2 separate regions of the Homo sapiens genome follow, and region 1 is linked to region 2. The links are chromatin loops, found by intact Hi-C in ENCODE. Cell type or tissue: mammary epithelial cell. All regions are shown on one strand. Links, peaks and the distances in the headings refer to the core of each region. The heading gives the core; the rest is flanking DNA.

The links. Peaks named below come from ENCODE experiments on the same cell type or tissue, not always from the same donor. Only the 100,000 strongest peaks of a DNase experiment are listed, where the experiment ranks them.
Region 1: it touches region 2 in a loop (21-fold over the local background); 6 of 110 quality-filtered maps call a loop at or near these places.

Annotation. Positions count from the first base shown.
Region 1 is chr20:45,226,836-45,241,397 of GRCh38, forward strand. LOC105372630 (a long non-coding RNA gene) reads left to right here and starts at 4,002. Exons shown (of 3, transcript XR_936763.3): 1 at 4,002-4,191; 2 at 4,441-4,598. LOC124904913 (a long non-coding RNA gene) reads right to left here. Exons shown (of 2, transcript XR_007067605.1): 2 at 12,533-14,562. In mammary epithelial cell, for the core only: a CTCF peak has its summit at 2,912 (motif pointing left); no DNase peak of the experiment used is centred there; H3K27me3 peaks cover 244 bases.
Region 2 is chr20:45,035,829-45,051,145 of GRCh38, forward strand. The region is part of intron 10 of STK4 (serine/threonine kinase 4); the gene reads left to right. Among named protein-coding and RNA genes, the nearest start is that of KCNS1, 58 kb to the right of the region's middle. In mammary epithelial cell, for the core only: a CTCF peak has its summit at 8,417; a DNase peak (open chromatin) is centred at 8,433; H3K27ac peaks cover 1,354 bases.

The DNA of each region.
Region 1 (14,562 bases), core at 1-5,000, 180 kb after region 2:
GAAATGTTCTGTCTGTGATGTCCTTCCCTAGAAGCTGCATAGGTTTAGCATCTATACTAAGGTTTATGGTCCAACTTGATTAACATTCGCATTCCACTCAAGGTGCAGATCCAGATTCCTTTTTCGCAGATGCTCGTTTTTATTAGTTATTAATAATGCTGCTATGGGCATTCATGTGCAAATATTTGCGTGAATACATTTTCAGTTCTCTTGGGTATAATTATGGAAGTGGAATTTTTGATTCTGGTGTGCTATAAGGTTCTAACTATATTATTTTGCATGTGGATATCCAGTTTTCCCAGTATGATTTGCTGAAAAGATGACTTTTTCTACTGAATAGTTTTTCTACCCTTGTTGAAGATAAGTGAATTGACAATGTAATGGTTGATTTTTGGACTCCCAATTCTATTCCTTTGATATATGTGTCTATGCTTATGCTAGTACCACACTGTCTTGACACTGTAGCTTTGCCGTAAGTGTTGAAATATGGAAGTATGAGTCTTCTACATTTGCACTCTTTTTCAAGATTGTGGTTGCTATTCTGGGTTCTATGCATTTACACATGAACTTTAGGATTAACATGTCAATTTCTACAAAAAGTCATCTGTAACTTTATAGGAATTCCATTTAGTTTTTAGATAAAATATGGAAAATTGCCTGCCTAAGAATATTGAGTCTTCAATCCACAAACATGGAATGGCTCTCTATTTTTATGTCTTCTTTAATTTCTTTCATCATGATTTGTTGTTTTCAACAAATGTACATGTCTTGCCATTATTTTCTTAAATAAATTCCTGTGTATTTCATTCTTTTCGATGCTATTGTAAATGGATTTTTTTCATGATGCAATTGAAAGGTATAGGTTGATATTTTGTCCTGCACCTTGATGAGTTGTTTATTAGCTCTAATAATATTTTGGAGTTATGTGGATTCTTAAAAGTTTTCTACATATGTCATCATGTCAGTATTTCATGTATGGGAAATCTAATGGTGAAAAACATGAAGTATTCATATATCTGGGAGTACCTTAATTTTTCCCTAACTTGTGAAGGATAGATTTGCCAAGATATAGAATTCTTGGTAGACCGATATTTCTTTCACCACTTTTAATATGTTCTCTCACTATCTTCTGGCTTGCATGGTTCTAATGATAAATCAGCTGTTAAGCTTATTTATTAGTCATTTTGAGTTATTTATCTCTTGCTGCTTTCAAGAATTTCTCGGCCAAGCGCGGTGGCTCATGCCTATAATCCCAGCACTTTGGGAGGCTGAGGTGGGCAGATCATGAGGTCAGGAGTTAGAGACCAGCCTGGCCAACATGGTGAAACCCCGTCTCTATTAAAGATACAAAAAATTAGCTGGGCGTGGTGGTGTGCACCTGTAATCCCAGCTACTCGAGAAGCTGGGACAGGAGAATCGCTTGAACCCAGGAGGCGGAGGTTGCAGTGAGCCAAGATTGTGCCATTGCACTCCAGCCTGAGCGACAGGATGAGACTGTTTCAAAGAAAAAAGAATTTATTTTTGTCTTTGTCATTGATATTTCCATTATAAATTGTCTAGGTGTGGATCTCTTACAGTTTTTTCTTAGTGTTCATTGAGATTTTTATACATGGAGATTTGTGTTTTAAAGCAAAATCAAATGTTTTTAGCCATTACATCTTCAAATATCTGTCTGCCTCTTTCTTTCTCTCTCCTTTCTTCTGGGATTTCCATTATGCACATGTTTTTCCATTAGATTGTATTACACAGGTCTCTTTCTTTATCGTTCCTCAGAGTGTATAATCTCAATTGACCTATAATTATAGTAGTTGTTCCTCTCTTCTGTCTATTCCTATCTGCTGGTAAGACCCTCTTGTGACTTTCTGTATCAGCGATTTTACTTTACAACCTCATCATTCATCATGAATTTTTTTTATGATGTGAAACTGATTTTTATACTTTCTGTTAATCTTTTTGCCCATGATTTCCTTTAGTTCTTTGAGTATAATAACTGATATCTTTGTCCACTAGGCCATTGTCTGGGATTCCTAAAGGATCATTTCTATTTATTGTTTCCCCTCTTTTCTGTGTATGGGCAGTATTTCATGTTTCTTTAAACATCTCATAATTTTTAAATAAAATTGTACTTTCTACGTAATATAATTTGGCAGCTTTGGAAATCAGAATCTATCTTTAGCATTTGTTTGTGTGGTTTTTATTGCTGAATACTTGCTTAGTAACATTCCTGGACTAATTTTGTAAAGTCTGTGTTATGCATCGTGTACAGCCACTAAATTCCCTGTTTCGTTTGCTTACTAGTCAGATAATGAATGGACACCAATGATCTTAAGTCCTGTAAGCCATAAGTTGGCCTTTTGACTTTATCAACTAGTGAAGTTTTGACACAGTCATGAAGACATTAAGACATGAATTAAATGAGAAAAATTTTTCACGAATTAAACTTAAAGCCTGTGGTGCACAAGGAACTAGATTTTTCATAAATCTAGAAATTATCTTGCTAATAGATCAATATCTGGCTCTTACTTTCTGTCTGTGTGTGTTTCAATGTTAATGTAGTAAAAGTAAACACTTCAAATGCACCCTTATCTGAACATGGCTGTGAGGAGTCGGTTTCAAATGTTCTGGATACACAGTGGGAAGAGGGAAATTGGTCAGTCCTGATGCAGTCCCTGGGAAAAACAATGCCCTCCTATTACCTAAAAATTCGACAGTATAAAGTAAGAATTAGGAAGAGCCAGGACAGTTCTGCAACACCCCGAAAAAAGGAAAATCCATGGGGGCTCTGAAAAATTACACCCCAGAAGTTGTTTCACGTGGTTGCTTCCTGGAAGTGAAAGAAAACAGCTGGTGCTTCCGGGTCAAGTTGAGGCACCTCTGATCTCCAGCCCCCGGAGCCACAGCACCACCTGCTGGTGGGGCCCCGCTAGAGCTGACATAGACAGGTCCAGCCTCCAGGTGCGCCCAATCCCTTTTCTTGCATTATGAAGCTAAGCAGCCTCTCTCAACTCACTGTGACCGTCCCCCTTTGCCTCCTCCACATGGCCCAGCCTGGAGCCCTGAAAAGTGGCGGGTAGGGCGTGGCGACGCGTACTGTGGCTGGAGTTGGGGAGCATTTCCTCTGAGGAGTCCATGCGACGACCTGGCCCTCATGCCTGGAAGTCACTTGGTGTCCCCGACTCACCCTGTGGCATTTTTCTCCAGCTGCACAGAAACCTGAATGTTGCCCAGAGTTTTCTGTTGCCTGCCCTTTCATCCTGTTACCCATGTGCTGGCAGGATAAAATTTGCAAAGGGGTTAAATGGTGTTGCTACTACGAACGTCGGCATTAGTGTATGGAGTCCTGCTGGACTTTGGATTGAGGTTAGGAGCCCCAGATCTGCTGCCCGTGAAACCTTCCTGCAGAAGCATTGTCTTAGAAGGAGTTGAGAACTTCATGTTCCCCTAGAAAATCGTTGTGATCAGAGGTTTTAAATTGGGTCGACCCATAGATCTGCCTCTGGACAATGAAGCAAGACCTCCTTGCTTAGATTATGCACCTTCCATTTCACACAACGGACTTCACCCTTCTCCTCTCTGTAAAGAGGATATTTCAGCAAGATTCATTAAGATCCTCAACAGTTACCGGGTTTTTATTATTTTTTATTCCTATTTTCTACAGCTTATAATAATGAAACACTTTCCTCTTCATATTTACATTGTGAGTGTTTATATAATTTCACACTTCCTTAGGATGGCTTGCCTAGAATCCCTGATCCCCGTCCTTGATTCCTGGATAGCACATGCCAGTGTTCTTTGGAGAATACATAAGAGGATCCAGACAATGGCGTCCTATTGCCTCAAAATCTGCTGGATGAAGTAAAAATGATGAAGAGTTCTGTAACACCCTGAAAGGAGGCAGTCCATGAGGGCTCTCAGAAGTTACATCCCAGTTGTTTCACGTTGTCTCTTCCTGGAGGTGAAAGGAAACAGATGGTGCTTCCGGGTTAAGCGGAGGCACCTCTGACCTCCAGCCCCGGGAGTCAAAACGCCATCTGTTGATGGGGCCCCGCCAAAGCTGACATAGACAGGTCCAGCCTCCAGGTGCCCCCACACCGTTTTCTTGCATTATGAAGCTGAGCGGCTTCTTTCTACTCTCTGTGAACATCCTCCTTTGCCTCTGAATGACCCAGCCTGGAGTCTTGAGGAGTGCAGGTAGGGCCTGGCGACCCTGGGTGTGGCTGGGGTTGGGAACGTTTCCTCTGAGGAGTCCATGGGGTGACCTGGCCTGGAAATCACACATTGGTGCCCACTCATCCTACGGCTTTTTTTTTTTTTTTTGGAGTCTCGTTCTGTCACCCAGGCTGGAGTGCAGTGACGAGATCTCGGCTCACTGCATCCTCCGCCTCCTGGATTTAAGCGATTCTCCTGCCTCAGCCTCCTGACCTATGGCGTTTTTTCCAGCTGCACGGAAACCGGGATATTGCCCAGAGTTTGATCTTGACTGCCCTTTCACTCTCTTACCTATGCGCTGGCGTGATAAGAGTTGCAGGGGGTCAAGAAGTGTTGCTACTACAACTGTCGGCATCAGTGTATGGAGCCCTGGTGGACTTTGGATTGAGGTGAGGAGCCCCAGATCTGCTGTTCTCCTTGCTGCCCCTAACTCCTTCCCTCAGAAGCATTTGTCTTAGAGAGAACTGAGAACTTCCCATGCGTTTAGCAACCGTTGTGAGCAGGGCTTTTAAATTGGGTCAGTCCACGCATTTGCCTCTCTAAAGTGAAGGAGGAGGCTCAACAGACCTCTTTGCTCAGATATGCACCTTCCACTTCACATAATGGGCATCACTCTTCTCCTCTCTATAACTCTCTATAATGTCGACATTTCAACAAGATTATCTCTAAGGTACTCAATAGTTACTGGATTTTATTATTTATTTTCAAATCCTTTTACTTACAGTTTACAATCATGAAACATTTTCCTCTTTACATTTACATCGTGAGGTAAGTTTATAATTTCACAATTCCTTAGGATGGCTTGCCTAGAGTCCCTGATCCCCAGTCCCTGACTCTTTGGCAGCACCTGCCAGTGTTCTTGTGAGGAGAATACCTAACAGGAATCACGCCTCAATGCCCCCGGGACACAAAACCATGTGCCCTGTACATTTTGCATCTTCCTATATCTCTGGTTTCCTGTTCTCTCCCAAGATGGAAAGCCCTTCTTAACCAGGACTGAGGAGACACAAGTGCTACAGGCTCAGTCTGGGATAACTGGTCTCCATGTTGTCCATGATCGCTCAGGCCCAGAACTTCCTTTTAGCAAGAGTTAAATGCTTCTTACTATGATAACAAGACGAAGAAATAAAGCGTTGTATATTTAAAACTCTTTGAAAATCTAAGTCTGCTGGATTGATCTCTTGCTCTCCCTCTCTACTCAGCCATGTTGCATAATCCCTTAGGAACTGTAAAATGGACAGAGTTACTGTTTCACATTTAGTTTCATCAATTCCTGCACTTGTGTTTTTCTGATATATTTGTCTCTTTCAATATCTCCTGACACTCAGATTCTCTGTTGGTCAGATTCCAGGTGCATTTTGGAGTTAAATTCTCTGGGTTTGCATCCTATGAATGGCATGCCGATTAATCCTGTAATGGAAGAGCAAGGCATTTTTGCTTCAGTTTTTCTGGTACTACTGCTGGTGGCCTTTCCAAGTGTTGAAGTAATATGATCTGCGATTGGATTTGGAACTTAGGGTCAGAAACTGAGCAAGATGTACTTTAGTTCTAGGTACTTTCATTCCTAAAAATTGAGCCACCCTAAATTAGGAGAACAAAATCCTTGTGGTTCAGCCTACATCCCTTGAGTCTTTGCTTGAGGGTTGGGCCCTAGGTCTACCTAATAATGAAGTGTAATTAGCCATGAATTTTCCAAATTTATAACTCTGTGCTTCATTCTTCCTTAACTCCCACAAATGTTGCAGAGGTCTGGGAAAGTAATTTTCCAAAATTTTATTTATCTCTGACAAGTATCTTAACAATTTTGAAAAACTACTTTTTCCCAAGCATGTTTTAAACTGACATCTAATAATTTTATCATCATTGCATAGTTTCAAGAGATAAAAATTTAGGTATATGATAAATGTTGTCATTTAAATCAAATGGGTATCTTACTCTATGAGGTTTCTAATAGAATCTAACTACAATGTTCATTTGTTAGTAACATCTATTAGGGAAGAAAAAAAACATGTCCTTTTTCCTCATCATCTCTCTATCTTTCACATCAGAGAGGAGCTACCCTCTCTGCAAGAGCTTCGAAGAGAGAAGCTACCCTTTCTGCGAGAGCTTCAAAGACCAGCAGACATCCGAACACCCTGCCTGCAGAGAGGAGCCACCCTCTCCAGGGCCCCCTCTCTGTTGAGAGCTGAATACTCAAGGGATGATCTGCCTACAGAGAGTAACAACCCACTACAGGTCTCCTCTGAGCTCTTCTAACACTAAATAAAGCTCTTCTTCATCGTCTTCACCCTTCACTTGTCTGTGTACCTTATTCTTTCTGGATGCAGAACAGGAACTCAGGCAAAGGTGCCACCAGCCACAGAGGTTTCTGGAAAGAAAATGAACACCCCAAAGATCATGTAACACTTCTACTAATTTGGGTTTGGCTTGTTCTTGCTTTTCTAGTTTTTTGAGATGCATTGTTAGGTTACTTATTTGATATCTTTCCAGTTTTTTTATGTAGGGGCTTATTGCTATTAACTTGCCTCTTAATACTATTTTTGCCATGCTCCATAAGTTTCGTTTTTTTGTATTTCTACTTTTGATTGTTTCAAGGAATTTTTAATTTTATTCTTAATTTCTTTTTTCATCCACTGGTCATTCAGGAGCATGTCGTTTAATTTCCATATATTTTGTATAGTTTTGAATGTTCCTGTTGTTATTGATGTCTAGTTTTATTTCCTTGTGGTCATATAAGATACTTGATATGATTTTGATTTTTTAAAATTTTTTGAGACTTCTTTTGTATTTTAGCACTTGGTCAATCCTGGAGAATGTTTCATGTGCAGATACAACAAAAGTGCATTCCATAGCTGCTGGGTAAAATGTTTTGCAAATGTCTGTTAAGTTCATTTGATCTATAGTACAGTTTAAACTTGATGCTTCTGGGTTAATTTTCCATCTTGATTATCTTTCCAATACTGAGAGTAGGGTGTTAAAATCCCCACGTATTATTGCGTTAGAGTCTATCTCTCCCTTCAGCTCTAATAATGTTCACCTTATATATCCAGATGCTCCAGTGTTGGGTGCATATATATTTATAATTATTATGTTCTCTTGCTGAATTAGTCCCTTTACTATTACATAATGTTCTTATTTGTCCCTTTTTCCAGATTTTGACTTGAAGTCTATTTTGTCTGATATTAGTATAGCTACTCCTTCTTGCTTTTGGTTTCTGTTTGCATGGAATATCTTTTCCATACCTTCAATTCAACCCCATATATGTCTTTACAGGTGATGTGAGTTCTCGTGGGCAGGACACAGTTGAGTTTAGGTGTTTTACCCATTCAGCCAGTCTACATATTTTAAATGGTGAATTTAATCCATTTATATTCGGGGCTGTTGTTGAAAGGTGAGGGCTTAAACCTCTTATTTTATTGATTGTTTTCTGATTGTTTCATATATCTTTTGTTCCTTACTTCCTATCTTATTGTAAGTTTTGGGCTGGGTTGTTTTCTGTGGTGACAATTCTTGATTCTTTTCTCTTCCTCCTTTGTGTATCGGCTCTGCCAGTGAGTTTTAGAGTTTCTTAAACTTTCATGATGGTGGCAGTTGTCTTCTCACTTCCAGACATGACTCTCTTGAAAATATTTTGTAAAGCCAGTCTAGTGGTGATGAATCCCCTTAGCTATTGCTTATCTATGAAGAATTTTATTTCTCTTTCATTTCTGAAAGATAATTTTGCTGGGTATTCTTGTCCACTAGTTTTTTTTTTCTTTTAGTAATTTGAATATATTATTCCATTCTCTTCTGGACTATAAGGTTTTTGCTAAGAAATCCTCTGTTAGTCTGATGAGGATTTCATTATATGTGACATGATGCTTTTCTCTTCTTGTTTTAAGAATTCTTTCTTTGTCTGTGACTTTTGACAATTTGACAATAGCGTGCCTCAGAAAGGACCTGTTTGGGTTGAACCTAAATGGGGTGTTTTGAGCTTCCTGGACCTGTATGTCCATCTCACTGCCAATACTTGGGAAGTTTTCAGCTATTTTTAACATGTTATTTATACATTTTCCATTCTCTTTTCTTCTGGAATGCCCGTAATGTGAATACTTGTTCACTTAATTTTGAACAAATGGTGTCCCCAGAATCCTGTAGGCTTTCTTCATTTATTTTTATTCTTTTTTATCTTTTTGTCTGCTGATATTATTTCAAGTATCCTGTCCTCTAGTGTAGAAATTATTTCTACTCTGTTGTTAAAGTTCACAGTTGTATTTTTTTATTTTATTCATTGAATTCTTCAACTCTAGAATTTTTGTTTGGTACATGGCTGCGTGGCCAGCCTGGGAGTGTTCCTGCCAGGGGTAGCCCATGAGGCTGTTTCTCAGGCCCAGGATGTGGTCACACAGCTGCTTGGCTGACCCGGGTGTATGTCGGCTGGGGGCAACCTGAAAGACTGCTTCTCTGTCCTGGAATGCAAGCACAAGGCTGTCCAGCTGGACTTGGGGGTCTGTCTGCTGGAGGTGGCCCCAGAGGGCTGCTTCTTAGGTCTAGGATGCAGGGCACACAGCTGATTGACCCTCCTGGGGGCATGTCTGCCAGGGGTTGACCACAGGGCTGCTTCTCAAGCCTGGATTACAGGTGCAAGGCTGCTTGGCTGGACTCAGTGCATGTCTGCTGGGGCTTTCTGTTTCTCAGCCCCAGGATGTGAATTAATGGCTGCTCAGCCCACCTGAAGGCTTCCCCTGGTGAGGAAGCCTGTGGTGTTGTTTCTCAGTCCCAGGGCATGGCTGCACAGCTGCTCATGCAGCCTAGGGCATGTCTGCCAGGGGCAGCCCACAGGTCTGTATCTCAGGCCCTGATTGTGGGTGCAGGGCCATTGGGTAGGCCAGGGGCTTGTTTGAGTGGGTGGGGCACCATGGAAATGTTTCTAATCCCTAGACATGGATGTGTACCTGCTTCTCAGGCCTTGGAATGTGTCAACTTCTCAGAGGCCTGAGCACCACTTTCACTCAGAGGAGGGTGTGCAGCAGTTTGACTGGTTCAAGGGCAGGTTTACCCTGTGCGGGACTGTCATGCCATTCCTCCAGGCGGAAGTGAGGGCAGCGGGGGTTGTTTGTTCTACAGGACCAGAGTCACAGCCAGTCCTGTATCCACACTTGATGCTGCTGGGATTATGGCATTCAGCCACTGGTGTGGGCCTGGTGGAATGAAGACCAAGCCCTGTTGAGGGAAAAGTGCAGTGGCTACTGGGCTCCACAGGAGGGCGCACTCCACAGGTGGCTCTGGTCTCAAGATGGCACCTGCTGCAGCATCTTGGCTGACAGTGGGTAGGTGGACTATGAGGAGTGCACCCCTTGTGCTTTCAGTTCAAAGCAATGCACCTGCATGAATTCCTAGCAGCGTTTCAAACGGCTCAGGGCTTGTGTGTGAGTACTGCAGGATTCTCCGTAGTAAGGATTTTAGGTGTTTGTGGTGGTAGTGGAGACTAGTGCGGTTCTTTTGCTTACCTTTTCCCCACAATAGGATGTCCTCCTGACTCCAGATAGATCGGATCCAGGTGTGGAAGACAGGGCGGCAGATGCTGGATGCATCCATGCTGCCCTGCTAGACTTCCAATCCCCACAGGTGCATCTCCACTCCCCTGCTATATTCGAATACTCTTCCTTGGACTCTCTAATCGAGTTTCATCAGTTTATTCATTGCTTTGGTACTTTCTTGTGGGGAGAATGAGTGCCTGTCTTCTATAGTCAGTCGTCTTGGTGACATCACTGAGCTAAATTTCTTTATACTGCATATCCCATCCTGAATTATTGGAGTCTTTTTTAAAATAATTTTTATTCTTAACCTTCATACTAAAGATATGATTTGCATACCACCATTATAGTATTAGAGCATTCTGAATTTATGTAATTACTTCTACTACTAATGAGTTCTATACTTTTAATTTTTTTATTGTTACACATGAGTACTCTTTCTTTCATCTTTTCTTTAGCTTTTCTTGTAAGAGAGGGTTCCCCATCCGCCCCCCACCCCCACTCAGCCCACATAGCAGGAGGTGAGCAGAGAGTGAGTGAGCGTTACCACCTGAGCTCTGCCTCCTGTCAGATCAGGGGTGGCATTAGTTTCTCATAGGAGCAGGAACCTTATTGTGAACTGTGCATGCAAGGGATCTAGGTTGCATGCTCCCTATGGCCCCCACTGCCCCGCCCCACCACCCCCTCCCTCCCCACCCCTATCCATGGAAAAATTGTCTTCCACGAAATCAGTCCCTGGTGCCAAAAGGTTTAGGATCACTGTTGTAAGATATGCCTGTTAGTGATGAAGTTCTTCAGCTTTTGATTGTCTAGGAAAGTATTTCTCCTTCATTTCTGAAAGACAACTTTTCTGGGTACAGTATCCACGGATAACAGTTTTTTTTTTCTTCATCACTTTGAATATCTCATGCCACTCTCCTTCTGGCCTTTAAGGTTCCTGTTGAGAAGTTTGTATGTAGGTATATTGGAACTCCCTTATATGTTATTTGCTTCTTTTCTCTTGCTGCTTTCAGGATCCTTTCTTTGTCTTTGATCTTTTATAGTTTGACTATTATATGTATGTCTGGTATTTTTTGGACTGAATCTGATTGGTGACCTTTGACCTTTCTGTACCTTGATATATCAGGGGGTTTGCTAGGGCCTGTTGCAATACATTTCTCTGGTATTTCTGAGAGATTGTTAGTCCCTAATCTACTGGTGCCATCAATTCCACAAATCCACAGCAGCCCAACCCGTCACTTGGTTCAAGGACTGTGCTCCTCCTACAGTATCCATTAAGATCTTAAGATCTTGTACCAGCGATTGATGTGGCAACTCTCTACCATTTCAGTAAGCATGACTGGGTAAAACAATCTGTGAATAGACATACCAGAGGATGGTCTAAAAGAGTTTTGGGGGTTGGGAAGTCTTAAAATGGAAGCTCTGCTGCCTATACTGTCTTCTTCCCCTCTCCTAAGAAAGTTTCCAGGGAAGGATAAACCTCTAGGAGAAGAAGCCAGAATGGGAGAATAGAAAACCTTTGGACTGGGGATAGGAGATCTGGATTTTAGTTCCAGCTCTGCCATAAGAACCTGTGCATCTTCAATTAAATCTGTTTTCTCTCCAAGCTTAAGTTCCTCATCTGCACATAGAAAATTTGGTGTAGTAATTCTGATCATGCGTGCTAGCCCAACATTCTGGGAGTTCATTTAAAAAGAAGAAAGAAGGAAAGATAAAATAAAGAAAGGAGAGAAAGGAAGGAAGAAAGAAAGAAGAAAGAAAAAAGGAAGAAAGAAGGAAGAAAGGAAGAAGGAAGGAAACAAAGAAGAAAGGAAGAGAGGAGGAAGGAAGGAAAGAGTGAGAGAGAAAGAAAGAAGAAGGAAGGAAGGAAGGATCTTCTCTATCAGATCTAAATTTTGCCTGTAGGTGTGTGGTAACAGACATCATCACAGTGGCATGAGAACCTGTCTCCACTGCACTGTTCCCTAGAGCACGGATGCCCTGTGCTCAGCCACCTGCCTTATTTTTCCAGCCCAGCAATTGAAGAGGAGAGACCATGGTGGGCTTAGGGGCCTTAGCATCAGGGAAGCTATAATTCCCTGCTAGAGTCTGGTGACAAGATTCTCACTTTTATGTGTGGCCAGAGATACATTCAACAGTGTTCTTGACACACTGGTAATGGTATGGAGTCAGGAAGGGTATCTAAATTGATATGCCAACAAGCAAAAGAGCCAGAGCCATAAATGCTCTGGGAGAATACACTCAAGAATATGCTGGTTATTAGCAGGCGAACAATTAAAATTTTGGATCTCCTAGCAAAGTTAACAGTTCTATACATAAATGTACAATTAGCATGAACCTTGGTTTTCACCACTTACATAGTCTTGAGCAGCAAGGTCTCTGATGCTGAACTTCTGCATCTTTTTCTTTTCTTTTCTTTTTTCTTTTTTCTCACTCTGTCACCCAGGCTGGAGTGCAGTGGTGTGATCTTGGCTCACTGCAGCATTGACCTGATTTTCCCACCTCAGCCCCCTGAGTAGCTGGGATTACAGGTGCACGCCACCATGGCCAGCTAATTTTTTGTATTTTTAGTAGAGATGGGGTTTCACTATGCTGCCCAGGATGGTCTTGAACTCCTGAACTCAAGCAATCTGCCTGTCTCGGCCTCCCAGAGTGCTGGGATTACAGGCATGAGCCCCCACGCCTGGCCAGACCTCCTGCGTCTTAATGTGGGAATAATAATAACCATGTCATATAGATTTTCAGAGGTATTGAGTGAGATTATCTCAGCCCCAGTGCTCAATAAAAAGTTCCAGCATGACAACAAATTTGGTAATAATAATAATAAAACAATCTTTTATTATATCTTAATATTGAGGTAAAATATATACAAAGAAAAGCACAGATCTAATGTATTTATTTGAATGAGATTTGGCAAATACATATGTGTAGTTACACAAAATCATATGGAGATATAGAACATTCTCATCAACCTTGAAAGTTGTCTATGACGCATTCAAATTTAATTCCAACCCTTCAGGGGCAATCATTATGCTGACATCTACCAATTTAAGACTTGCCTGTTTTTTCTCATTTAAGAAGCATTTATTGTTATAAATGCACTCAGGCACTGTAAGACATAACATAAATGAAATAATTTTCAGATAAAAGCAACTGCTTATTATTTTATCCTGCCTTTATATTATTTTTATAAACTGCCTTCAGAAGGTATCATTCATTACCATACCAGTTGGGTGGTCTGTAATATATTCCCACAAGGTTTGTCTTCCCTTTATTTCTTCTTTTGTTCTTACAAACATGTATTCTACAGTGTTGCTGCTTCTAAGTTCATTGATTTTCTCTTATGTATTATTTTGATATGCAATGCTTTTTTTTTTTTTGAGATGGAATCTCCCTCATTGTGTCACCCAGGCTGAAGCGCCTGCAACCTCCACCTCCCAGGCTCAAGTGATTCTTCTGCCTCAGCCCCCAATTAGGTGAGATTACAGGTGTGTGCCACCATATCCAGCTACTTTTTGTATTTTTAGTAGAGATGGGGTTTCACCATGTTGGCCAGGCTGGTCTCGAACCCCTGACCTCAAGTGATTCGCCCATCTTAGCCTCCCAAAGTGCTGGTACTACAGGCATGAGCCACCATGCCCACTCTTGATATACAATGCTTCTTAACCCCCTTCCTAATAAGATCATTTCTTTTTAACAATGTATATAATATTCTGGACTGAAGTTCAATCCCACAAATTATCAGTGATGATAACAATTTATAATTACCATTCTTGGTTAAAATCTCAACTTAACATGAGCATTGGCACAAATTCTATAAACAAGCCACTTTTAAAAGCCCCAATAAAGTTGACTATATAATTAAAGTGACCTAGTTCAAATAGAAACAAGTGACAGTAGAAGTGAATTAATATTATATGTGCTACATGGTAGTGTAGTTATGATACTCATAATTTTGTATTGCCATTGTAGATATTTTCTTCTAGTGCTTTCAAGTTACCAACAGATATTTATATTCAAGATTTAAGAAAAATATTTCAGAATTCCCAGGAATTCTTTAAATTAAAGTTGTTCTTAAAGTTTATCCAACATTCTTCACACTGCTTACTCATTATAGACATGGTTTGATGGTTAAGAAACATTGAGTTTATCACATTTACAAAGAACTGTAGGTTGTGAATATTCATACTCTCAGAAATATGCTAGTTATTAGCAGGTGAACAATTAAAATTTCGGATCTCCTTAGCAAAGTTAACAGTTCTATACAGAACTGTAAACCAAAATTGCCAATTTCAGAACTTATTTGCTTCCAAACTTGTTATTTCCTGAAACACCACTCATAGGATTTATATATATATTCACTTGTACGTCTATTAAAATTAATTTTATTTGCAAGAATGACTCACTATTAGTAGCATACAGAATGATAAGCATATACTCCTAATGTGGCAACAGGTACAAGCAACATGATTAGATGGTGACTGCTTTTTCCTTAGTGCTCCTGATTCATTCTCTGAACACATTGACCTTAATTTTTGGCTCTACATGTCAGCATTTTCTGGTCTTTGCTTTAGACTTCTAACCAGCAATGTTACTATTTTGAATCCCAAGGTTTAATTCTTACAAAAGAATGTAAAGACTATAATACTTTTTTTTTTTTTTTGCCAGGCACAGTGGCTCACGCCTGTAATTCCAGAACTTTGGGAGGCTGAAGAGGGTGGATCACCCTGAGATCAGGAGTTCAAGACTAGCCTGACCAACATAGTGAAACCCTGTCTCTACTAAAAATACAAAAATTAGCTGGGCATGGTGGAGGGCACCCGTAATCCCAGCTACT
Region 2 (15,317 bases), core at 6,175-11,174:
TGATGTAGCAGAAAATAATCAAATGATTTTGATACATTATACTAATGATAGCTTACATTTATTGAAAATGTACTATGTGCCAGGCATTACATATGTTACCTCGCTCTCAGAACCATCCCATGAAGTAGGAATGTTGTTATTGCCATTTTAGGGGTAAAAAAACTGAGGCTTAATAGGAAGAATAAGTTCAAGAGATCTATTGTACAACATGGTAACTAGTTAATAAACAATGTATTGTATTTTGAAAATCACTGAGAGAGTAGATTTTAATTAAGTGTTCTCACCACAAAGAAATTGTAAGTATGTGAGGTAGCACACATGTAAATTAGCTCGATTGAGCCATTTCACAATGTATGTACATACAGTATGTCCTTATGAGGTTCATTTTATGAGGTTTCAGTTACCCACTGCAGTCTGAAAATATTAAATGGAAACTTGTAGAAATAAACAGTTTCTAAGTTTTAAGTAGCATGCCATTCTGAGTAACATGATGCAATCTTGTGCCATGGCGCATCATCCCGCCTGGGACATGAATCATCCCTTTGTCCAGCATATCTGTGCAGTACACGGTACCCACTCCTAGTCACTTAGGAGCCAATTTGGTTATCAGATCACCTTTTGAGGTATAACAGTGCTTGTGTTCAGGGAACCCTTATTTTGCTTAATAATGTCCCCAGCGTGCGAGAGTAGCGATGCTGGCAATTCCAGCTTGCCAAAGAGAAGATGTAAAGTGCTTCTTTTAAGAGAAGAGGTGAAAGTTCTTGACCAAAAATAAGGGGGGAAAAACCATATGCTGAGGTTGCTAAGATCTGTGGTAAGAACGAATCATCCATCCATGAAAATTGTGAACAAATGTGAATCTTCCATCCGCGAATTGTTGTTGTAATTGTTCTATTTTATTATTAGTTATTGATAAATTCTTAACTGTAACAACTTTATAAATTAAACTTCATTATAGGTATTTACGTATGGGAAAAAGCTGAATGTATAGGGTTCGTTACCATCCACAGTTTCAGGCATCCACTGGGGTTTTCAGAATGTATCTCCTGTGGATAAGGGAGGGACTACTGTATTTCAAAACATCATGTTGTATACAATAAATATGTACAAACTGTATTTGTCAATTAAAAGAAAACCCTGAGACTAAAAGGGAGGTGGTTGACTACAGTTATACAGACAGTTAGTGGCACAGTGAGGATTTTAACCAAAGCAGTTTGGCTCCAGAGCCCATCCTCTTAACTATCTGTACTGTGTGGCATTTTTCTAGGCTATTCTGGTAAGTTCTCTCCATAAAGTACATAAAGAAGGGGCTGTAGGAGCCCAAAAGAGAGAGCAAGAACCCCAGGGAAGGCACCAATAAGTGTCATTGGAAGTGTGTTTTGAAAGATGAAGTGTGTCTGTGGGGATACTAAGGAGTGTGGCATGGGTCCAGGAAGTACTGAGTAATTGAGCTGGAGCATTACCAGTGTGGATGTGTGCAAAAGGGGAGGAAGGGAGCGAAGGAGAGAACTTCAGGTGAAGTAAATTAATGCCCAATGTACCCTTTTTTGCTGGAAATATTTAGTACTCTTTTAGATTTTTTCCTTGGTATATCAGAGAAATTAAAAATGGAGTCCTAATGCAGCACAGAGAGCTAATATCCATCTGACGTTGTGTGATAATGGGTCCATCAGGATATAAAACCACCAAACTGTTAATTCAAAATTAATTTGATAAAAGTAACAGAACCTGAACAAAATTGATTGTTTGAATTCCCTGGATAGTTATAAGCCATTCAGTTGGCTTTTTGTGGTAAGGAAGGATAAATTTTAGCCCTGAGTTTTTCCCAGGAGGCCGATAACAACCTATGATTCCATGAAACTTTATCTTAACCATTCTCTCCTAGATCAGGGCTCCAAATCTGATTGTAAGTTGAGATTTCTTTGGGTTTTTACAAAGAAGCTTTACTGAATTGTCAGAACATAGTCAGTTACTCATTTATTATTAGGTTGTACTTTTTGCTTTTGGCTGCACATGTTAGAAATCAGACACTTGCTGGGAGGCAAGAATTATTACTACCTTATTTATAATTAGAAATCATGATTGAAATGGTAGAAGAAATGCTTTATTTGCCTACGCTTAAGTCAATACTGTCAAGAATGCATCTTGATGTTTCCTGGGAACTCAGTTATCTACAATTTGAAACTTTATCTGCCATTTCATAGAGACAAAAATAACTCTCCCAAAACATTTGGTGAAATTATTGTTCATTTATTTCAAAGTGACTCTAAAAGTTAGTGCATATTCTTAAATTTACCAGCCTTTAATGGTAAGGTAAAATTTAATGTCCCATTACTCAGTTACAACAATCATCAAGTCAGCTATTCTTGTTTTATTTAATCCTTCACCTCCACTATTCACCCACACTGCTTGATTGTTTTGAAGCAAATCCCAGGCATATCTCATTTCTAAATATTTCATGTGTATTTATAAAATATTATTGACCTTTTAAAAATTATAATACCTTTATCATACTTTTACAAATTAGGAGTAATAAATTTCCTTAATGCCAAAAAATGCCTTGTTACTGTTTAGTCTCCTGGATTTATATATATTTTTTAGCTTGTTTGAATTAGGATCCAAATGCGATTTATAGGAAGTTGGTTGATATGTCTCTTAAGCCACTTTTAATTTAAAGCCCTTCCTTTCTGCTACCCCTGCTCGTGTACTCTGAGATACTGTTGGAGAAACCCAGTTGTTATCCCATATAGTTTCAACCTTCATTCGGGATATTGCTGATTGCATCTAAGTGGTCTTATTTAATATGTTCCCTGAGTTTCTTATAAATTGGTAGTTTTATCTAGAACAGAGGTCCTCAGGACCGCTTCATACTTATAAACATTATTGAGGACCCCAGAGGGCTTTCGTTTATACTAATATTTACTGAATTAGAAATTAAAACTCAAAAAATGTTTAAAGAATTTATTTACTTAAAAAAAAAGCTAATTATACATTAATGTAGTTTTTTTCAATGAAAAATGACCATTTTCCCAAAACAAAAACAAATGAGTAAGAAAAATAGCATTGTTTACATTTTTCAAATTTTTTGGCTTAGACAGATAGATGATCCTATCTGTTTTGCATTCAGTCTGTTGTAATACATTGTTCTGTTTGAAGTATAGGAAGAAAGTCTAGCCTAGCAAAAAGAGGTGTAGTTGAAAAAGACAGAACTATTGTAATAGCTGTTTAAGATAACTGTGGATAGTCTTTGACCCTATACCAAAACTCAACAAGTAGTGGTTTCTTATAGGTTAGTTGCAATGTAGAATATAAAACTAAATTCATGAAATTTTCTTACTCTGTATATTAAAATTCATTGATGTTTTAAAATTTTGAGTGGAACTTTTACTCACACATGATTTTGTAACATCACGCATTGGGCATTTGGAAGATGTTGGTTCATTCAGTTACATGGATCTTCTAAATGTTGGCACATTTCATTAAACAATATAAAAAAACCCCACATTCCTTGAAGTTATGACCAGTCTCATCAGAAGAGTAGCTAAGTGTAGGGAAGTTGTCAAGCTCACAGTGGTAGATTCAAGTTTTCCAGAATACTTATTTTCATTTGAAGGTTTGAATTTTATCATCAGCTACAACACTCTTAGTTGTTTTCCTTTGAGTGACAGACTCACTTTTTTCATTTCTGAGAAAATGTCTGCCAGATACCCAAGTCTGAATACTCACAGTTTGTCATTTTTCATGTAAAATGGTGCTCTGTGGAAAAAGCAGCTGGTTGAGCTTGCAGCTCAATTGCACAAGTGCTTTGCTTCAAAATGACCATTGTATTTCAGTTAAAACAGAAGTGCTATATGCGGACTTCCCATTTCATCATAGATACTATTAAAAAGACATGAACTTTTTTACTACTTCATCAAGGACATTCTTAAGGATTTTTAAAAAACTGTAGCCAGTGACTGTAAAGAATGCAATAACTGCTGACACTATTTGGTGCCACTTTTTGGTTTCTACTGAGGCTAACAGTTTTAGCCCCCACTGCTTTTGTGTAATCAGTACAGATGTCAACACAGTAGAAAAGTCAAATAGTGTCTTAAGATTAATATGAAAATAGTTTGGTCTTATAGAGTCCCCTAAGAGTGTGTCAGGGATCTTCCAGGGATCTGCAAGCCAGACTTTGAGAATTGCTGATCTAGAAGCTTGATCAGAATCAGGTTCGATTTTTTTTTTTTTTTTTGGCAAGGGTATTTCATAGGTGGTATGTATACTTCCATCAGAAGGTTCATAATATCTGGATATATGGTCATCTCTCTTTTTCCGTTGTTAGAAACCAGTGAAGGTCATTGTCTGGATGCCATTTCATTAGAGGTTACAAAGTGGTGACATTTGATCATTTCTTCTCCATTTACCAATTGAAGTAAAGAAGCATTTCATTATTTAGATAATCTCAGGTACAATGTATACAGAAAAGACAGAATATGCACTTGATTTTTTGATTTTTATTATAATTTTCAAAATAATGTATTGGTTCCCTGGCATTCTCCAAAGATATAACCAGGGATTTTTTTTGTATCATAAATTCGTGGATTTAAAAATATTTGATCTGTTTCAATCCTTTCATCTATTTCTTATGTTCAAATGGTTCCATCTTGATATAACCCCAGTAGTTACTTTTAAATGTTTTATTGAGGTATGCTTTATATACTCCCTGGTAGTTTGTGAGAGCATCCTTGCTTTCTAGTATGATGAGATGTGAGATGTTCCAGGCTCATCTTGTCCATGTCTTGCTCCAAACCTGGAAACAGACCTTTTTTTTTTTTTTAAGGAACTCAGGTTTTTAAAATGGGAAATGGTAATTAGAGACCACAGTCTGGGTGCAAGTTGTGCTCATTGCAGTTAGGTCATTTTTTTCTAAGCCTTTTCAATGTATGAATCCAGGAAATGTGTTTATTACAAACTCATGCGTTCTTATGCTATTTCCAGTGTAGATTGAATACTACTAGTTTTTTCCTTAACCACTTTCATCCCACATCTGTAATCCTTTCCCCCATGCCAAATATCTTCCCAGCAATTCTAATATAATTACTCATTTGTTTTTCAATTCACAATAAATGTCAGCCTCGGAATAATAATGCCAGTACTTCTGACAACAATACTGAAAACAGTTAAAGATTTGTGTTGCAGCTTGTTGTCCTTAGGGACATCCCATATAGATGTACAATGAAATTATTATATGTTAAAGCTACTGGGAATAATTTCTACGTGGTTATGCCACAAACTTAATTGGCCAATAGGTTTTTTTGTTTCATTTTGTTTTTTGTTTGAGGTATTGCTTTTTATTGTTTTGCTTTATAATTATATAAACTATATGGTTCCAAGGGGCAAGTCTACAAAACAAAGTTGTTCAGATTTAGTTTCTATTCCTATCTCCTCTGTTTCCTCCTTTTTTTAATGTTTGGGAGATATACACAAGACACATGTATGCATGCATGCATGCACGCACAGACAAATACATGTATGTTTGTACTACCATTCTGAGATAACAGTAGTGTCCTGTCCATACTTTTCTCTGTTTGTTTTTTGTTAATTATATATCCTAGAAATTACTCCATAGCCATACATAGAGATAGTCCTCATTCTTTTTTCCTATGCTTAGTATTCTGTTGTGAGGATGTATTGTAGTTTATTCAGCCAGTCCTCTGATGATACACATTTAGGTTGTTTGCAACAGTTTTTAAGTTGATTGCTTCATAAACCTATTCATAAATAGGGAATGCAATTTTTTATGATTGTTTTGGTTTTTTAGGTTCATGCTTTGTCAGTTTTGAGAAGCAAGTTACATGTTTTAAGCGTGTTTAGCTTTTTTTTTTTTTTAAACAGCAAGGAGTGGATTTATTCAGAGGTCTCCCTCTGCCACATTTTAGTGCTGTTTGTATAAAGCAGCCCCTAAGACTCTAGTCATAACATCACGTGTCACAGGAAGAGTGAGTAATCAATCTCCTGGCAAACATTGTTTGTTAGCCTGCCGCAGGCATTAAAATGTTGCCAGGTGTTAACAACCTGGAGGCCTGGAATTCCTAATTGCTGTAATCAGAACCTGAAGTTTTTAAAGTTTGAATCTCATTACAACCAAAGCCAGATTTGGTTCAGTTACTTTAATTTTTCTATAATTTGAAGTCAGAAAAGAAAAAGAAAAACAACTGTAACTTCAGTGTTGTTTATTATTCATCAAGAAGGTTTCAATGGCTGAAATTTAAAATGTAAATTAGCTATTACTCTAGAAAGCACAGTTTTTAGTTTTCAGCTGAGATGAATGTATTTTTCTTATTCCTGGATCTATAGCCACGCTTTTGAATTATGATCTCATTCACTTAGACACATATTTTTCACTCTTCTTTTGAGCTGTTGAAGATATTTTCTTCAGTCTTTCTTTTCAGCTTTACCTCCTGTTTTTTTTTCTCACACGAACTCTTGACAATTCAGTAATCCTTATTCCTGGGACATGAAATGTTGAGAAGACAAAGGAGATTTATGCAAGTTTTCCCACTCCATCCAAAGAAAGGGTCTCTATTAGAGCTCTTGAAAGTGATATTTGCTTATGTAGCCCAGTGCCTCTGAAAGAAAAAACATGATGCAGAACTTTTCTCATTATCTAAGGTGTGTTCCTGGTGTCATTTCCCTCTCCCAACAGGACCACTTTTACCTAATACAAATCTGGATCCTCCACTACTCAAGTGAAATACAACGCAATTAGCATCTTTTGTCTTTGATAACACACCTACTCCAAGCACCAGTAATGCTGGAATGGAAAGCATGTTTCATTTCCTTTCTTCATTTCTCTGTTGGAGTTTGATGCTGATATTACTGAGATTTCTAATGGACAGTGTAGGGAGGAGAAGGCTGATTGATGGTAATTTATTGTACTGCTACTGAGAAAAAAACACAACTCAGGGTATTGGTTGTTCGATACATCCAGATTTTTTGACTGAAAATGTTAGATTTTACTTTTTCTTTTTTAAAAATTTCCAACTTTTAAGTTCAGGGGCACATGTGCAGGATGTGCTGGTTTTTTACATAGGTAAATGTGTGCCATGTTGGTTTATGGCACAGATCATGCCATCACTTAGGTATTAAGCCCAGCATCCATTAGCTATTCTTCCTGATGCTCTCCCTCCTCCCAAGCCCCCACCCTCTGACAGGCCCCAGTGTGTGTTGTTCCCCACCATGTGTCCATGTGTTCTTATCATTCAGCTCCCACTTATAAGTGAGAACATGCAGCATTTTTTTTTCTGTTCCGTGTTAGTTTGCTAAGGATAATCACCTCCAGCTCCATCCATATCCCTGTGAAGGACATGATCTCCTTCCTTTTTATGGCTGCATAATATTCCATGGTATATATATACCACATGTTCTTTATCCAGTCTATCATTGATGAACATTTAGGTTGTTCATTACAGCACTATTCACAATAGCAAAGATTTTACATTTGTTTAGAAGGCTTGATAAAGTTGCAGTTGTGTACCAAGTGTACCAAAGTGACTGTTCTTTTAGTGAAGAAGCAGTAGATTTGGTAGTTAAGATCATTGGAATCAGGCTTTCAGCGTTCAAATCCTGACTTCACCATTTGCTGAGTAGCTGTGGGCCACTTACCTCTCCTCTCTGAGCTTCATTGTCCTCATCTGTAAAATGAAGTAATACTAGAACCCATAGGATACATTTTGAACCTATATGAGAGTTAAATGGAGTAATGCACATCAGGGGCCTGCAATATAATACAGATTGAGTATCCCAAACCTGAAATCCTGAAATGCTCTAAAATTTGAAACTTTTGAACAGTCAAAGAAAGTGCTCATTGGAGCATTTCAAATTTCATATTTTTGGATTAGAGATGGTCAACAGGTAAGTATAATGCAAATATTTCAAAATCCTCCAAAATCCAAAGTTTAAAACACTTCTGGTCCCAAACATTTTGGTTAAGGGATACTTCACCTGTAGTCACTTCATAAATGTCAGCTTCTCCTCCCTCCTTCCACTTTCCCCTCCTTTCTTGAAACATTGTCCATGGAGTAAATTTCACTACCTAAACTTTTCCCCCAGTGATTTGCCATTGCCTTCTGTTATAAAATCAGAGATACATTCCCAAAGAATACTTGCTCCCAGAGGGACTGATCTAAAACTACTCTAAAACAAAGGAATTAAAACTATTACTGCTTGGAAATTGATTACCAAAGTGATCATAGGTATCAATTTTAGAACTTCCTAATGCTTTCTTCCTTTCTTTTCCTTACATCTCTATACAATAATACAGTGTTTCTTTCTACCCACCTCTCAAATCATGAACTGTTGAGGTTAACGGAAATTTTCAAATCTTGAAGCTCTGAAACTACTTCCCTTACAGTAACACACTTCTACCAATAGATGCCGCCCTTTCACTTCTTGAGTGCACAATCTCCTGTGTGGCATTTGCTTAAGGCAGAGCTTGCTGGCTATGTAAAATGAATGATAAAATTATTGAACCAGGCCGGGTGAATGATAAAATTACCGAACCAGTGGCTCATGCCTATAATCCCAGCTTTTTGGGAGGCTGAGGTTGCAGGATCGCTTGAGCCCAGGAGTTCAAGGCCAGTCTGGGCAACATAGTGAGACCCCATCTCTACAAAAAATAAAAGCACATTTTAAAAAGCCAGGTAGGGTGGCATGTGCCTGTGGTCCCAGCTACTCAGGTGGTTGAGGTGGGAGGCTTGCTTGAACCCGGGAGTATATGGTTTGCAGTGAGCCGTGATTGTGCCACTACACTCCAGTCTGGGCAACAGAGCAAGATCGTGTCTCAAAAAAAAGAAAAAAGTTACTGAATCACTTTAGAAATTTGACATTGTGTGAAGTGAGTTTGTTTGAAAATAGGGAAAACTTGTAACACAGACCAGTAGAATGAACATTACATTACATAAGAAGAAGGGTGAATGGCCCAGGCTTTAGCTGGGACCTTGGGTGAGTCACCCTCCTCTTTGAATTTTAGTTTGTGATCTGTAAAAATTAAACATAATAGTACCTATCCTGCTTTTCCCACAGAGTTGGAGAAAGGATCAAATGAAATATACATTGGGTTATTTGAACTAAGTTTACTTTCAAAACTTTGGTAGAATTTTATTAGCCAAGAATTATAAGGCCGTTGATGTTTATTTTCGGTTCATTGTGTATTAAGTATTATCACTTATTTTTATTTCACATTTTATTTTACTATTATAAAAAAATTAACTCTTTGAATGATGACAAATAATTCAGAAGTGAGGAAGACAAAGGAGCAGTTAAGCCTGGATTTCTGGTATGACTCCGTTTGCTGATGATAGTAACATTATCACTTTAGATCTAGGTAGCATTTAATATAGTTAAAGATGCATTCATAGTTTGTTCTTTTGTTTGGCAATGCTTACAGTGTTTCTGTGAGGTAGCAGGGTGGGGTTTCTTATCCTCTTATAGTTTGAGGAACTGGAGCCCAGAGACATTTTACAAAGGCATCTTTCCTACTTGGTGCCAGAATCAGGTCTGGAACCCAGACCCCTAAGTGGCTTCCTGTCTGCGTTAATTCATAAGTGTGTGTGTTTTCTCACATGAAAACAAAAACAAAAACTATGCTTACATATTAAATACCCAATGTTATAAACCAGGAAAAAGAATCTTCTTTCAAATAACATGTGATAGGGACTACAGTAACCAGGAAGAATGATTTCAGGTTTATTGCATCTTCCTGGGAATTTCGTGACATTAGAGGAGTATTTATTATTAACTCACAGTGTTTTTTTTCATGCTTATTGAGAACACAATGCAGATTGACAAGCTTTGTATTTCATTAATTGTTTATGCAAACAATTCTTATTGGAGCAATTTAATTTGTACTTTCTTTTGCTGTTCTTTCTTATTTACTTTCTAATTATGGGTTGTACAGTAATTTTGCTATTGTCAGAAAGTGTCTTTTTTTTTTGTTTGTTCGTTTGTTTTTTTGAGAAGGAGTCTCGCTCTGTCGCCCAGGCTGGAGTGCAGTGGCCCAATCTCGGCTCACTGCAACCTCTGCCTCCCGGGTTCAAATGATTCTCCTGCCTCAGCCTGCTGAGTAGCTGACATTACAGGTGCATGCCACCATGCCTGGCTAATTTTTGTATTTTTAGTAGAGATGGGGTTTCACCATGTTGGCCGGGCCAGTCACAAACTCCTGACCTCAGGTGATCCGCCTGCCTCCGCCTCCCAAAGTGCTGGGATTATAGGCCTGAGCCACCGCACCTAGCCAGAAAATGTCATTCTAACTAAAAAGGCATTATTATTTTAAGAACATTTTTGGTTTTCGCCAGGTGCAATCCCAGCCCTTTGGGAGGCCAAGGCAGGAGGATTGCTTGAGGTCAGGAGTTCATGACTAGCTTGGGCTACATAGCAATACCCTGTATCTACAAAAAAAAAAAAAAGAAAAATTGGCTAAGTGTGGTGGTGCGTACCTGTAGTCCCAGCTACTCAGGAGGCTGAGGCAGAAGGATCGTTTGAGCCCAGGAAGTTGAGGCTGCAGCAAGCCATGACTGTGGCACTGCACTGTAGCCTGGGTAACAGAATGAGACCCTATCTCAAAACTAAAAGGAAAAAAAAAAAAAAGCAAATATAACCTCTGAAAACAAAGGTATCTATTGTGGAGGAATCTTAATGGATACAGGAAATATTTGATATATTTTCTGGTTATATCTCTGTCACAGTGTGCTTGTCAGTCTCATTCAGGCACTTGTTCCTGAATTTTTCTTCTCTTCTACTCTGTTATCTATTGTCTAATCAGTATGGGCTTTTCTGCTAATTTGCTTTTCTTTTTTTTTTTAAATTTATTTATTTATTTTTTTTCCGAGATGAAGCCTTGCTCTGTCACCTAGGCTGGAGTGCAGTGGCGTGATCTCGGCTCACTGCAACCTCCGCCTCCTGGATTCAAGCAATTCTCCTGCCTCAGCCTCCTGAGTAGCTGGGATTACAGGCACCTGCCACCACATCTGGCTAATTTTTGTATTTTTAGTAGAGACAGGGTTTCACCATGTTGGCCAGGCTGGTCTTGAACTCCTGACCTCGTGATCTGCCCGCCTCGGCCTCCCAAAGTGCTGGGATTACAGGTGTGAGCTACCACGCCCAGCCTAATTTGCTTTTCTTACTCCAGTGTTAGATAATGAATATTTTTAGTAATCTTCATATTGGTTGCTCATTATCTTGTCTAATTTTAAATTTTATTGGCAGACACACTTGGTCTCTTAAGACTAACTACATTTTGGATTTTGACAAGGAAATGATGAAAATAGCAGTTATTGAATGCTTGTTGTGTGTTAGGTCCCTGTAAATGTTTTATACCATCTTCTTTTCATAATATCCTCACATGGTAGATCTTATAGATCTTATTCCCACTTATTTGACAGAGAGGCTTTGAGGCGCTAGGTGACAAGAGATGCTAGGTGACCTGTCCCACCCTTGGTGCATGATTAATAAAAGATAGACCATTATTTTTCTCAGAATAACGCACGTTTGTTTGTGTGAGAATGGTTATATATGTGCCGATGGTAAACATTCATCTAATTCAGATGCTGCATCTTTTCTTTCTCTAACATGTGCAGCCCTTAGCGAATTGCCATAGCATGCAGGTGCTCAGAATGTGTTATTTGATTATGTTATTTGGGCCCATTGTGCACTCTTTGGAAATCTTTTTAAATTTCTTCAGATTTTCTTTTTGTAATATCCATTCATCTATGTGTATAGGAATATGTTAATTGGACTATAATTTCATAGATGTGGAATTTAGATTTCTTCCCTGCTTCTTTGGTAAAACTGTAGTAAAAAACATTGATTGGAAATACAGTGTTGGGAATTCCCTTGATCGAATTGGATAAAGCATAAAGCATTTAGCAAAGTGCCTGGCATTCCTAATCTATTATTAATATGTGGGTTCCTTTTAGAGTGATGGCTTATTTATAGTGAAGAAGAGCAGTGGGTTGGGAATCAGGTCTCAGCTCTGACTGTAACTAGCTTTGTGTCCTTAAGTAAGCCACCTAACCTTTCTGGGACTCTGTTTCTTTGTCTGCTAAAGGTAAGATTAAGCCTTCAAGAGCCCTCAAACTCTCTTGGTCTTTGTTTGCCAATTTAAAAAATGCAGCTAATGCGTCTCTCTCATAGGGATCATGTGAGCCTAAAATAAAGAGCTTGTGTAAAGTGTGTAAAAGATGCTCAGTATATATAAGGTTCTTTTCCTGTTCTTTTAAAAGCAGAGAAATGCTTAGGACACCCAGGACGCCAACATGAGCATAGAAGGCAGTCTGATATACTGACCAAGAGCAGATAGACTTGGATCCATTGCTGGTTTCATTATTTATGGGACCAGTAACTCTAGGCTTCTCACCCAACCTAAAATGAAGATACTAATCATATTTACTTCTGAGTTATTGAGAAGATTAATTTAAAAATGCTTTTAAAGTGCTTAGCAGAGTATCTGACACAGAGTAGGCATTCAGTAAATTTTATTTACATGTGTAACACTTAGGGTGGGAGACATGGATGAACTACTGGAAAAGGGAAAGATACTGAGGTGGGCTGCCCTAAAAAAGGAAGGTAAGAGGAAGACCTACACTTATTTCACACTTTTGTTGCAGGCCCTGCTAGTTCACACATTGTTTGCTTTGTGATTTTTTTTTTTTGAGACGGAGTGTTGCTCTGTTGCCCAGGCTGGAGTGCAGTGGCGTGGTCTTGGCTCACTGCAACCTCTGCCTCCTGCGTTCAGGTGGTTCTCCTGCCTCAGCCTCCCGCCACCATGCCCGGCTAATTTTTGTATTTTTAGTAGAGACGGGGTTTCACCATGTTGGCCAGGCTGGCCTCGAACTCCTGACCTCAGGTGATCCATCCGCCTCGGCCTCCCAAAGTGCTGGAATTACAGGCGTGAGCCACCATGCCCAGCCATGATATTTATTTTATACCTAAGATGAGCTTAATTCTGTTATGACTTTCTTGTTCCTAGGGTGAGCTTAATTCTGTTATGACTTTCTTGTTCCTAGGGTTTAAATATCAAGGATACTCACTAAAACACTGATAGACCTTTTGTGTTTTCTCTGATTGCTTCCCTTCTGTGCCTGCCTGGAGGCTATAGGTCCTGGACAGTTCCCACATTGATGTTTTTTTTTTCAAAACAGTTTTTTCCTGATGGTACATTTGTTAATGTAAAATAGCTCAAGTAAATGTATGTGCGTATGTATGAAAGAGACAGAGAGAGACAGAGAGAGCTGTATGGGATCCATCAGCTGCCGAGGGTACCCTTTCATCAAGCAGAGTTCACATTGCAGAGCATTGGATCAGAGGGTGGCCAGCAGCTGGAGGGAGAGCAAACTTGAATCTACTTTATAGACCCACTAGTCACTTCCATTTGCCCTTTACTTAGGAGAAAATACACAGCAAAAACTGTTCTTTAGACATGGATGCATCTAGTTTAATAAATCTTAATGTAGTGCTATTAAAAATGAGGTAAAGTCAGGAAATTTTCTACCCCCTCCCAAGTGCTCTTATTCCTAGATATGCAGGACCAAGCATAAAGTTATTTTCACACATTGGGAAGAAATGTTCCATTCCAATTTCAAGTGGAGGTTTTCCACTTTTGGAAGTGCTGCTGAGACTGCAATTATAAACTACAACTATTCTTTTAAAACAGTTCCTGGGATGAATTAAGATCTTGCAGTAAAAATACCATATACAATCTGTCACATTATCTGTGGAACTCTTCCCTTTGCCAGCTTGGTCAGTGAGGGTAACAGCTGCCCAGAGTTCATTGCTAAACGGATGTTTAACAATGGTACTGTGAATTCAGCACTTCATATTAGAATAATGCTTGAGTTCCTGGTATTCGGTTAATGGAGTTTTACGTACAGTGATACAGAAAATATGTGATGCACAGGATTTCAGCTTTTTAAGAATTCTCACCACTTCTCCTCCCATCTCAATTTTGTTGTTGTGGAAAATGAAAATCCCACAGGAAAGCCAAGTGTAGTCCTCATTCCCTGACTTCTGGCTTTGTACTCCATCACTTTCCACTTCCTTCCCCTCCCCTCTCTACACTGTTCACCTGGGCCTAAACGTCTGAATGACTGCAGCCTCAAGGAAAGCTTCAAGTTAGACTAGATGACCTTTAAGGTTTTGTTAATCCTGAGAATCCGTTTGGCCACATCAATGAGCTCCTTTGTATCTACTCAAATGTGATAGAACAGACGAGCATTCAGAGTAAGGGGATCTTCCTAGGCTGGCTGCAGAGAGAACAGTCAGCAGTGCTCGTGCCATGGCTACAGATTACACATCTCACTCTGGGGGTGTGTGGGGACTGGGAAAGGGGGAGCCAGTTTGGCCTGTGGCACATGTAATTTTTATACTTTGAACTACTGAAATGGGTCTGAGTTCTCCAGCTCTTCACAGACCCCATCACTTCCTGTTTTTGTTTTATGAGCAGACTGTTGAGTTTATTTCTGTTGTCTTTGCCAGTCTCTCAAAACATTTGTGTTTGTGATCTCTGATTTAACCAGTCTCCAGCTGATGGTCATTTAGGTAGCCTTCAGCTTTTTAATATTAATAAATATTGCTTTAATAACATCTTTGCATGGTACGCCCTTAGAATTAATTCCTGCAGTAGAATTATTGGGTCAAACTGTTCACAAATTTGAAATTTTGATACATATTGTTAAATTTCCCTATCGTTTTTGGTATGTGAATTGTTGCTTTATATTATTTACTGAATTTTCCATGGAATTCTTATTTTCTTTATTGATTTTAAAGACTTCTTCAGCTATCAAGTCAGGTTATGAACCTTTTAACATATGTGGTAAAGATATTCTGCTAGAATATCTTTTAAAGCTTTGTATATGGTATCTAACTTCAGACATTTAAATTTTTATATATTTTGATTTATTAGCTTTTTCTTGTGGTTTCTGGAATTTTATGTCATCTTTGGGAAAGTTTTTCACATTCTAAGATTACAAAAATATTAACCCTTACTTTGTTTTAGAATGTTTTATTATTTTTTCTTTCTCAATATTTAATCTATCATGTATTTGTCTTGGTGTTAAGAGTAAGGTAGCAATCGAGCTTTATATTTTTCTAACAACCAAGGGTTTAAAAAATACATAATTAATTTAGAATTACCAAATCTTAATAGCTTATAGTACCTAAAAGTGGCTTGTTTTTACAGATAGAAACTTTCCACTTCAAACTCTGAGTTTTAATGTTTTTCGGCTTTTAAAACCTCTAGAAAGAAACTGTGAACAGAACACCGTATTGGTTTTGGC